2 separate regions of the Homo sapiens genome follow, and region 2 is linked to region 1. Evidence: chromatin loops called from intact Hi-C (ENCODE). Cell type or tissue: Caco-2. All regions are shown on one strand. Each heading gives the region's core, and the rest is flanking DNA. Links, peaks and the distances in the headings are about the cores only. Region 1 has its middle 5.5 kb from the start of SPATA7. Region 2 overlaps KCNK10 (potassium two pore domain channel subfamily K member 10).

Region 1 (5,381 bases), core at 54-5,053:
AACATATCTCATGAGAACTCACTATCATGAGAACGACAAGGGGAAAATCCACCCCCATGATCCAATTACCTCTCACTAGGTACCTCCCCCAACATGGGGATTACAGTTCAACATGAAATTTGGAGGGGGACACAGAGCCAAATCATATCATGCAGAGAACAAAAACTCCTTCCTAGGTACTCATTATTGCCTGAAATCCATTTCTAAGATCATGAAGGCCTTTATTTCACTACTGGCAGCTAGCAAATACTTTGCATATAATAGGCCTCCAGTAAGCATTTGTTAAATTGAATTAGAAACAAGGAACCCAAGGCAAACACCCTTGGGATAAGCAACACAGTGACTTGACTCAGGGAAGGTGATACCAGCTCCTCTTAGAAAAGTAGACTTTAGGATGACAAGTAGATTTTGTTTTCAAGTAGAACGGGGGGGTGCGTGATCTGGAGAGGGCAGCAGAATGGGAGAAACTTCTGGAGACCATATTGTCTGGTACCCAACTTTGTCTGAAGCCATCTATTTCATTATTTCCCTTTCAATATTTTGTTCCAATTATTTCAAGAATGTGTGCATAATAGGGTCTATGTCTCTCAAATTTTAGCAATGAACATGTTATCCTAAGTGCAATTTAATTTGTCCTTTGCTTTGGCTCTATGTATGTAAACAAGAGAGAAGATTCTTTCTGGTTGCTATTCCCAGGAAATAATTCATGATCATGGGTGATGGATACAGCTGGTATGAGTTTATTATAGGGTGAGCTCCCAAGAAACACCCTTCTATTGGGAAAATCATCACCAGCTGCAATGGCCTTGGAGAGTAGGCATTCTGAAGACCTTTTGTTGAATATATATGTTTACACCTGAATTTCATGTTCTGAAATTATTCCAATGCTATAATCTTGTTATTGACATTTAGAAATCTGCATATGTGTTTTTGTTTGTTTATTTATTTATTTATTTTTGTAGAGACGAAATCTCGCTCCATCGCTCAGGCGGAGTGCGGTGGTGTGATCTTGACTCACTGCAACCTCCGCCTCCCGGATTCAAGCAATCCTCCTGCCTCAGCCTGCCGAGTAATTGGGACTACAGGTGCATGCCACCACACCCAGCTAATTTCTTTTGTATTTTAGTAGAGACGGGGTTTCGCTGTGTTGCTCAGGCTGGTCTTGAACTCCTGAGCTCAGGCAATCCACCCGCCTCAGCCTCCCAAAGTGCTGGATTACAGGCGTGAGCCACCATGCCTGGCTAATTTTTGTATTTTTAGTAGAGACAGGGTTTTGCCATGTTGGCCAGGCTGGTCTGAAACTCCAGGCCTAAAGTGATCCACCTGCCATAGCCTCCTAAAGTTCTGGGATTACAGGCATGAGCCACTGTGCCTGACCCATATGTGTGTTTTAGACGGAAATACTTTGTTTCCCTTAATGAATTGGCATGAACTAATCAATTACTGGGTTTCTTTTTTTGTATTAGCTTACAGGAACCTCAAAACTAAGATTTGTGCTCAGTTGAAATAAATATTCATAGCCTTTTAAAAATTTATCTCGTTAATTCCCTTTATTAGGAATATGACTTCTTCTTTTAATGGTTTAATTAGGCCTGTCTTATTGGATGAGCTCTAAGCCCTTTGGAAATGGGCTTTTATATATTTGAAATATACAATATATTTCAATTTTATATAAGTGAAATAAACTATATATTTTAATACCATAACCTATAGTTATGCAAATAATATATAGTTTATTGTTTATTCTGTTTTATTATATATTATTATTTTAAGCATTATGTTATTATTATATATTTAATCTATGTCTTTATGGATGACCCTTAGTTTCATAATTCAGAGGATTCCTGGAATTTATATTTGTGTGTTTAGAAAATGTTCCAGTAAATACAGTGAAAACAACAAGAAGCCAAAGTTCAAAACAACATTTTTCTATTTATTGAGTTATTGCGAACATATTTTAACCCTTAAAGTTCCTGAAAGACAAAAATGAAGGAAATTTAGGGAATCCTTAAAAATTATATGTATGAGGGCAGAGTAAAATTATAGAGTTAAATGTGCACTGTGCTGACCTCAGTCTCAAAACAAAATTGCTTAGGTTTCAGTGATTTAAGAATGCTTGAGAATTTGAGCTATTAACTATTTCTCAGTCATTCTCTAATTGAAATAATGTAGCAATTGATTCATCTAATAACTAAATGAGAAAATGGAACTTTAGAGCTTGGAGGTATTTAGAGCTTGGAGGTATGAAATAATGGATAATAATTTGCTGTTTGTCACTAGAGGGGGCTTTAGGAAAGTTTTAAGCTCCATCCCTGTGAGGAAAGCAGCCATGCTAAGGCAATATTACCTACAAATCTTATTCAAGCAATGTAACGTGCAACTGACAAACATTTTAAAAAGTGATTCCAGGGGAGGGGCGGAGTGAGATAGCCGAATAGAAGGCTCTGCCAATCATTCCTTCTCAGGAACACCTAGCTTGACAACTGTCTACACAAAGGGAGTAATCTTCATAGGAACCAAAAATCAAGGGAGCACTCTCAGTGCCTGGCTTTGATTTCACATGACTGAAAGAGGCACCAAAGAGGGTAGGAAAGACAGTCTTAAATTGCTGATGCCATCCCTGTCTCCTCCCCCATTCCCCAGCAGCAGCTCCCTGTTGGAGAGAATCTCTGTGCTTCAGAGAGGGGGAGCACAGCGGTCATGAGGCTTTGCATTAGACTCAGTGCTGCCCCATCACAGCAGAAAGCAAACTGAGCTGTACTCAGCTGATGCCTGCCCATGGAGGGGGCATTTGGACCGGCCCAAGGCAGAGGGTAATTGCCCATTCCAGCAATTGGAGCTTGAGTTCTGGCAAGGCTTGCCACTGTGGGCTGGAGGCACTGGGGCCCTAAGTGAACTTGAGGGGCAGTTTAGGCCACAAGAACTGCAATTCTTATGCAAGTCCTGGTATTGAGCTGGGCTCAAAGCCAGTAGATTGAGTTGGAGGGTGGGACGTGTGACCTATTAAGATACCAGCTGGGGAAGCTAAGAGTGCTTGCACCTCTCCCTCTTTGTCCCGCCTCACCAACCCCAGGCTACACAGCTGATGAAGAATGCATCAGAGTATCTTAATAGCAGAATTGATCGAGCAGAAGAAAGAATTAGAGAGCTTGAAGACAGGCTATTTGAAAATACACAGTCAGAAGAGACAAAAGAAAAAAGAATAAAAAAACAATGAAACATGCTTACAAGATCTAGAAAATAGCCTCAAAAGGGAAAATCTAAGAGTTATTGGCCTTAAAGTTGAGGTAGAAAAAGAGATAGGGATAGAAAGTTTATTTGAATAAATAATAAAAGAGAACTTTTGAAACTTAGAGAAAGATGTCACTATCCAAGTACAAGAAGGCTACAGAACACCAAGCAGATTTAATCCAAAGAAAGCTACATCAAGGCATATAATAATCAAACCCCCAAAGGTCAAGGATAAAGAAAGAATCCTAAAAGCAGCACGAAAAAGAAACAAGTAACATACACTAGAGCTCCAATACATCTGGCAGCAGACTTTTCAGTGGAAACCTTACAGGCCAGGAGAGAGTGGCATGACATATTTAAAGTGCTGAAGACAAAAGACTTTTACCCGAGAATAGTATATCCAGTGAAAATATTCTTCAGACATGAAGGAGAAATAAAGACCTTGCCAGATAAACAAAAGCTGAGGGATTTCATCAACACAAGACTTGTCTTACAAGTACTCCCCTAAAGAGAGCACCTCAATCAGGAAGAAATGGGCATTAATGAGCAATAAGAAATCATCCGAAGGGACAAAACTCACTGGTAGTAGTCAATATACAGGAAAACACAGAAAATTATGACACTGTAACTGTAGAGTGGAAAGTACCCTTAAGTAGAAAGACTAAAAGATGAAATCAAAAATAATAATTACAACTTTTCAAGACATAGACTGTACAATAAGATATAAATAGATACAACAGAAAGTTAAAAAGCTGGGGGATGAAGTTAAAGTGTAGAATTTTTATTGGTTTTTTTTTGCTTGTTAGTTTATGCAAGCAGTGTTATTAGCTTAAAATAATTAATGATAATAAATACAAGATAATATTTGCAAGCCTCATGGTAACCTCAAATCAAAAAACATACAACAGATACACAAAAAATAGAAAGCAAGAAATTAAATACTACCACCAGAGAAAATAAATTACCTTCACTAAAAGGGAGACAGGAAGGAAGGAAAGAAGGGAGCAAAGACCACAGAACAATCAGAAAATAAATAGCAAAATGAGAGGAGTAACTCCTTACTTGTCAATAATAACATTGAATGTAAAAGGTCTAAACTTTCCAATCAAAAAACATAGACTGGCTGAATGGATAAAAAAAAAAATAAGACCCAATTATCTGTGGCTGCAAGAAACACACTTCACCTATAATGACACACAAAAACTAAAAATAAAGTGATGGAAAAAGATTCTCCATGTCAATGGAAACCAAAAAAGAGCAGAAGTAGCTATACTTATATCAGACAAAATAGATTTTAAGACAAAAACTTAAGAAGAGACAAAGAAGGCCATTATATAATAATAAAGGGGTCAATTCAGCGAGACGATGTAACAGTTGTAAACATATATGCCCCCAACACTGTAGTGCCCAGATATATAAAGCAAATATTACTAGTATTAAAGAGATAGATAGCCTCCAATACAATAGTAGCTGGAGACTTCAACACCTCACTTTCAGCACTAGACAGATCTTCCAGACAAAAAAAAAAAAAAAATCAAAAACATATTTAATCTGTGCTATAGACCAAATGGGCCTAACAGATATGTACAGAACATGTTATCCAATGGCTGTAGAACACAGATTTTTTTTTCTTCATCACATGGATCACTCTGAAGGACAGACCATATATTAGGTCACAAAACAAGTCTTAAAACATTTGAAAAGTTGAAATGATATCTTCTGTGGCCACAATGAAATAAAACTAGAAATCAATAACAAGAGGAATTTTGGAAACCATATAAATACATGAAAATTAAATAATATGCTTTTGAATGACCAGTGGGTCAAAAAAGAGATTAAGAAGGAAATTGAAAAATTTCTTAAAACAAATGATAATAGTCCACAATATGCTAAAACCTACAAGACACAATGAAAGTGCTACTAACAGGGATGTTTATAGTTATAAGCACCTACATCAAAAAAGAGGAAAAACTTCAAATAACCTAATAATGCATCTTAAATAGAAATGCAAGAGCAAATCTAACCCAAAAGTAGTAGAAGAGAAGAAACAATACAAATCAGAACAGAAATAAATGAAATGGAAATTTAAGGAAAAAATACAAAAGATCAATGAAATAGTTGATTTTTTTGAAAAGATAAAATTGAGAAAC
Region 2 (5,381 bases), core at 293-5,292, 110 kb after region 1:
CATTTTACATCTCCCTCTGGACCACTTCATCCAGTCCTGTGGCTTCAGTACCACTTACATACTCATCACTCTTAAATCTAGGGATTCAGCTAGATTATTCCCCTGAGTTCTGGTCCCTTATGCCTCATGTTAACTGGATAGCTCCACCTGGATGGGCTACAGGAGCTGCACACCTAACTCTCCTGCATTTTCTGTCTTGCAGAGCATGATACTGTTATAAGCTTATAAGAGTCATCCCAGACGCCTCCTTTCTTCCTTTGCATCCATCACTAGGACCCGCACATTTTACTTCCTTAACACGCCTTGTCTCTGACTCCTCCTCTGCTGCTGCCTGAGTTGAGGCCTCATAATACATTCCAGTAAACTCCTACCCACACCCCCCACAGACGATCTCTCACTTGCTGCATGTCTCTTACGCACTGCTGCCAGAGTCAGCTTGCTAAACCCAGGTCTGACCCCCTGGCTCTTCTCCCTGTGTTAGCCTTGATGGCTTCCCACGCTCATTAATAAGACCAACAAGAGCCACACTCTCTCCTCTGCTTGTCTTTGCAGCTTTATTTTGGTGTAGCCATCTTCACACCCTCTAGTCCTGACACGCAGACCTGAGGTAATTTCCCAAATGCCCCAGGCTGATTCATGGCTGAGTGTCTTTGTATCTGTTGCCCCCCCATTGCTGTTCCGCCTTCCTCTCCACCTCCTTCTGCCCTCTCGCAGACACCTAATGCCCTTTCCACACCAGTGGGCACCTTGTCTTTGCATTCTCGTCTCCTCTTCGGTGGCACTGACACTCTCTCTTCATGTCTTTCTGTCCCCCACACCTCTGTCAAACACAGCATCTGCACGCTTTGTTGCATTTGCTTGCATAGAACACGTAGTTTTCTTCACCTCCTAATAATGTGGACAGCTCACGTTGATTGAGGACTTGCTTTGAACAAGGCATTGAGCAACATGCCGTACATTTTATGTTAAATCTTCCCAATAGTGCTACTGCTTCTGTCCCTTTCCAGGGAGGAGGAAGGAGGCTTGGAGAAGGGACTGTCTTTTAGGAGCCCTGCCCAGTGTTTCCTGTGGAGGGTGGGGCCATCGTGGAAGACAGACCTATGGTAGGGGTAAGCTGGGTGGCTGTTGAAGTCCAACCTTCCCCCTGCTTCCTCTAACCCTGATAACCTTGTTCTCTGGGGCCTGTCTGCTAGTGGAGAGGCTTCTGACTTTTTTTTTTTTTTTGCCATACCTTTGGTTTATAAATACAAGAAGAGATTTGGGGAAAAATCAGGGGAAACTGTCGAGCTTACAAGTCCCGAGAAGGAAGTCACTGCTCCTTTAAGTCTCATGTGAACCCCTTGTTCTCTCCCCAGCTTGTGGGGTGAAAGAAAAGCCCTTTAGTCTTTTGGGTCCTCAAATCACAGTTTATGCAGTTTGGCCCCAGTCAGAGGGACCCCAGGAAGGCAGACTCAGGGTAAATTCTGCCTGTCTTCCACCAGAGAGGGGACTCACCAAGTGTGACTCATGCCATTCAATAGAATTTTTAAAATCTCACAAGTATTTTGTACCCCTGAGTAAAAGAGAGGCTTGTAGCTCTTCATGAAGGAACAAGAAAGGCCCGAACTGAGTGTTTGGAGCCCAGTGAAGTAAAATACTGCCCTGTCTCTTGTCTGTCCACTCTAGCGCTTGTACAAACCATGAAGAACTCTCTTTGGACTGTTTGCTTTTTGAGAATGTTAACACCTTGACTCTGGATTTCTGCCTATGGGAAAAAACCACAATAGTGCCAGGGGTGCTTCCATATGCAGGATTAACTCTGCAGTCAAAGTTTCTGTTGGGCAGGTGTGTGAACTTGATACCATAAATGCTGGCCCAAAGCAAATGGGAGAATGGATGAATGAACAAATTCAGGAATGAAACAAACTGTAACCAGGGGTCTCCTAGTTGTAGGTTCTCTGCTAAACTTCATATTGAGACACAAAGGAAGGGCATCTTATAATATAATGTTGGGGGATGAGCAGTCAGCTTGGAGGTGGGGACACGTAAGGTGGGTTTTGATGTTTGAGAAGGAATTGACCAAAAAAAGAGTCAAGAGGTGAGAAGAATCTGGGAAGCGAGACCTGTTTCTCTGGGACAGGTGTGAGCGGGTCTGGGTGCTGCTGGGTTTGGCTGGGGCAAAGGTTGCTTGTGGGGGCGTGGCAGTGGGTGAGGCCTGTGAGATAGGCAGGCGCCAGGTCCTGGAAGGGAGAGTCAGGGAGCAAGGCATGGAGCCTGCACTTTACTCTGAATGTTGGTGGCGCCTTCAGAGCATTGTTAGCAAGGGTCCATGTGATCACACTGACACCTGAGAGAGTGACACACCATGTACATGGCTGGTATATGGAGGATGGATTTAAGGGGGACAGGACTGAAGGCTGTCGCAGTGATTCAGGTGAGAGAAGATGGGGTTCTGGACTAAGGGGACAGGAAAGCACAGATGTGAGATGAGGTGGCAGGCAGTTCTAGCTCCCTCTTCCCCCCAGTCTGCCTTGTTTTCCTCTTCTCATGGCTCCATAGGGTCTCAGTCATTTCATCATAGCTTGATCTCTTCCATCTGGAAGTGCAGCCTGAAATTTTGAAGACAGCAGGGAGCAATGCTTCACCCAAAGGGAGAGCCTCGGGTGGCGTTTTGGGACCATGGCTTGCTCTCTTAGTGCATACAGACTTAGTGTTACTGCCATTCTTACTGGGATCAGCTTGATTGCCTTTAAGGTAGGGCTGTCCCATGGAAACAGGGAAAACATGATTTGGTTGTTTGGGTATCTGGAACCAGAGGCAGCACAGATACTGCTCTAAGAGCTGCTGGGACAACTGGAGGCCGGTGTGGGTGGAGCACCCGAGGTGGAATCCTGCGCTCCTCATCTTTCCTGCCCTCTTCCTAACACCCTCCCTCCCCAGCGGCCTGAAGTCTGCCTATGCCTATGCAGGCTGAGCTGTAACCTGGGACTCTTTGGAAGCTCTGAGCCATCAGTGCAGGTGGCCCCGGAATGATTCCAGACCTAGAGTAGGGGTGGGAGGTCGGCTGCGGGGAGGGGGGAGGTGAGAGGAGGCTGTCCTTTCCCTCTTGCCCGGGAGTCTGCAGTCACAGTTGCACTTTGCCTGGGTCAGTAGCAGAGTCACGCTGCTGTGTGACCGTGGCACTGAGGCAGCTGCATTTCAGGTTTCCAAGAGACTCTGAACCCTTGGAATGCCATTTGTTTCAGGTGACATGGAGGAATGGAGGCACTCGGGTTAAGTGTCTGAAGATGGATTCAAGGATGCCCCTGCTTGTTAGCTTGTCATAGGTTGCTCAGTGTCCCCTCTCTGGCCCGTAGTTTCCTCATCTATCAATGGGGGCAGATAATAATCATCACCTTACACAGAAGGTTTGGCGAAGATAAAAACAGGTTCACTGGCTGGGTGCAGTGGCTCATACTTGTAATCCCAGCACTTTAGGAGGTCGATGCTGGCAGGTCGCTTGAGGACAGGAGTTTGAGACCAGCCTGGACAATGTAGTGAGACCCCATCGCTACAAAATATTAAAAAATTAGTTGGGCATGGTGGCATATATCTGTGGTCCTAGCTACTGGGGAGGCTGGGGTGGGAGGATAGCTCAAGCCAGGAATTCGAGGTTACAGTGAGCTATAATTGTGCCACTGCACTTCAGCCTGAGTGACAGAGCAAGATCCTGTCTCAACCAAAACAAAGCAAAACAAAAACAGCTTCATGCACGTGTAAGATCTTTGTTAATTCTTCCATTAACTCTGAAGGCGGGATGCGTCTTATTAATTTATGTAGCTCCAGTGCCAAATGCAGTGCCAGGCAAACTCAGTTGTTTGTTGATTGAACGAATGAATGGATGGTGCAGTAATATCTGTGGGGCTTGAGAAAGCCTGAATAATGTCAACTTATTAAGAGCTTGTTCAACCATGAAAAAGCAGATTTCCACATGTACCCCTCCATATCACCCACATTTAGGTGAAAATGAAATATGTGCCGTATTCTTTTTTTTGAGACAGAATTTATCTCTTGTCACCCAGGCTGGAGTGCAATGGCACGATCTCGGCTCACTGCAACCTCCACCTACCTGGTTCAAGTGATTCTTCTGCCTCAGCCTCCCGAGTAGCTGGGACTACAGGTGCATGCCACCATACCCGGCTAATTTTTGTATTTTTAGTAGAGCTGGGGCTTCACCATGTTGGCCAGGTTGGTCTCGAACTCCCAGCCTCCCAAAGTGCTGGGATTACAGGTGTGAGCCACTGCGCCCAGCCATGCAGATATTCTTGAGGAAACATTTTAAAATGAAAACTAGCAGAAAGGATATTACCTTTCAACATTTCCTTTCTCATCAATTCTTGGCAGCACTTTTGCTGCCCAGTACTCTTCTGTTGGAGCTGTGAAGTGTGATAGGCCATTACTTTATAGATCCATTCATTATTGATACGTTTTGTAGGGAAGAACTCCACTGCTGTTTGGAAACTGAAGTAGTCAATCTCATAGACTGGAAAATATTTTTAATGCCTATTTGAAACAAATGTCGTTCCTATTTTTTGGGATAAAAGGGCCCTTTCCCCCTGGAATTGCTATGTTTCCTCTTTTCCTGTTCCTACACTCTGCAGAACTGACTTTGAAGTCAGATGATTCCCTTTTTAATCTGGCTTCTCTCTTTTGGGCCGCTTAACCTTGACTTAGCCATTGAACCTGTCTGGGTCTCAGTTTCTTTGTCTGTGAAGTGGGGCTGTGTTGGGCATGAGCATGCGCCTACAGGCCTCTAACTGGAGTGGGTGTTGGTGATCAGGGCCCTGGCTGCTGCCCTGATCTCCACAGCTGGGCTTGCACTGCGGGTACGTTGCTCCCGGGCTGCTCCCAGCCAGTGTCTGTGCGCAGCAAGGATACCACGGCAGGATTGTTTCTGGGAGACACAGGACTCCTCAGACAGCTAACTTCAGCTCAAGAACTCCTTGATGGGCTTGCTAAACTTCCTTAGGCTGGAAGATGCTTACCTCCTCCTTCCTTCTTTCCTTCCTTTTCCAGGGGTCAGACTTACATAGAGTCTAGTGGCTGTTCTAGCCTCCCCAACTCCCTATCATTTTCTCTCACACATGCGTTCCCCCTAATAAAATCCATGCACATTTAATCCCTTCTTGGCATCTGCTTCTGGGGGTCCTACCTGGACTCATGCAGTGTGATAATTCCTTGTAGTGAGGACCGAATGTAGTGATGTAAGCAGAGTGTTTGTCAGAGTGACAGCATGAGTAAGTGCCCAGTAGGCCATCAGGGCTCCTGTCACCTTCACCACCATCAGCACCACCATCCTCATCACCATCTGGCCAAGTTTGCTTCTTTGTTGGTTCCAGGCATGAGAACTCCAGTGGTTGATT

Evidence for each region. A loop is a pair of places that touch in the nucleus more often than their neighbours do. Peaks named below come from ENCODE experiments on the same cell type or tissue, not always from the same donor. Only the 100,000 strongest peaks of a DNase experiment are listed, where the experiment ranks them.
Region 2: it touches region 1 in a loop (6-fold over the local background); 1 of 110 quality-filtered maps calls a loop at or near these places.

Annotation. Positions count from the first base shown.
Region 1 is chr14:88,377,498-88,382,878 of GRCh38, reverse strand. No RefSeq gene overlaps it. Among named protein-coding and RNA genes, the nearest start is that of SPATA7, 5.5 kb to the left of the region's middle. In Caco-2, for the core only: a CTCF peak has its summit at 2,359; no DNase peak of the experiment used is centred there.
Region 2 is chr14:88,267,770-88,273,150 of GRCh38, reverse strand. The region is part of intron 1 of KCNK10 (potassium two pore domain channel subfamily K member 10); the gene reads left to right. Among named protein-coding and RNA genes, the nearest start is that of KCNK10, 53 kb to the left of the region's middle. RefSeq lists a silencer at 2,072-2,366. In Caco-2, for the core only: no CTCF peak of the experiment used is centred there; a DNase peak (open chromatin) is centred at 2,180.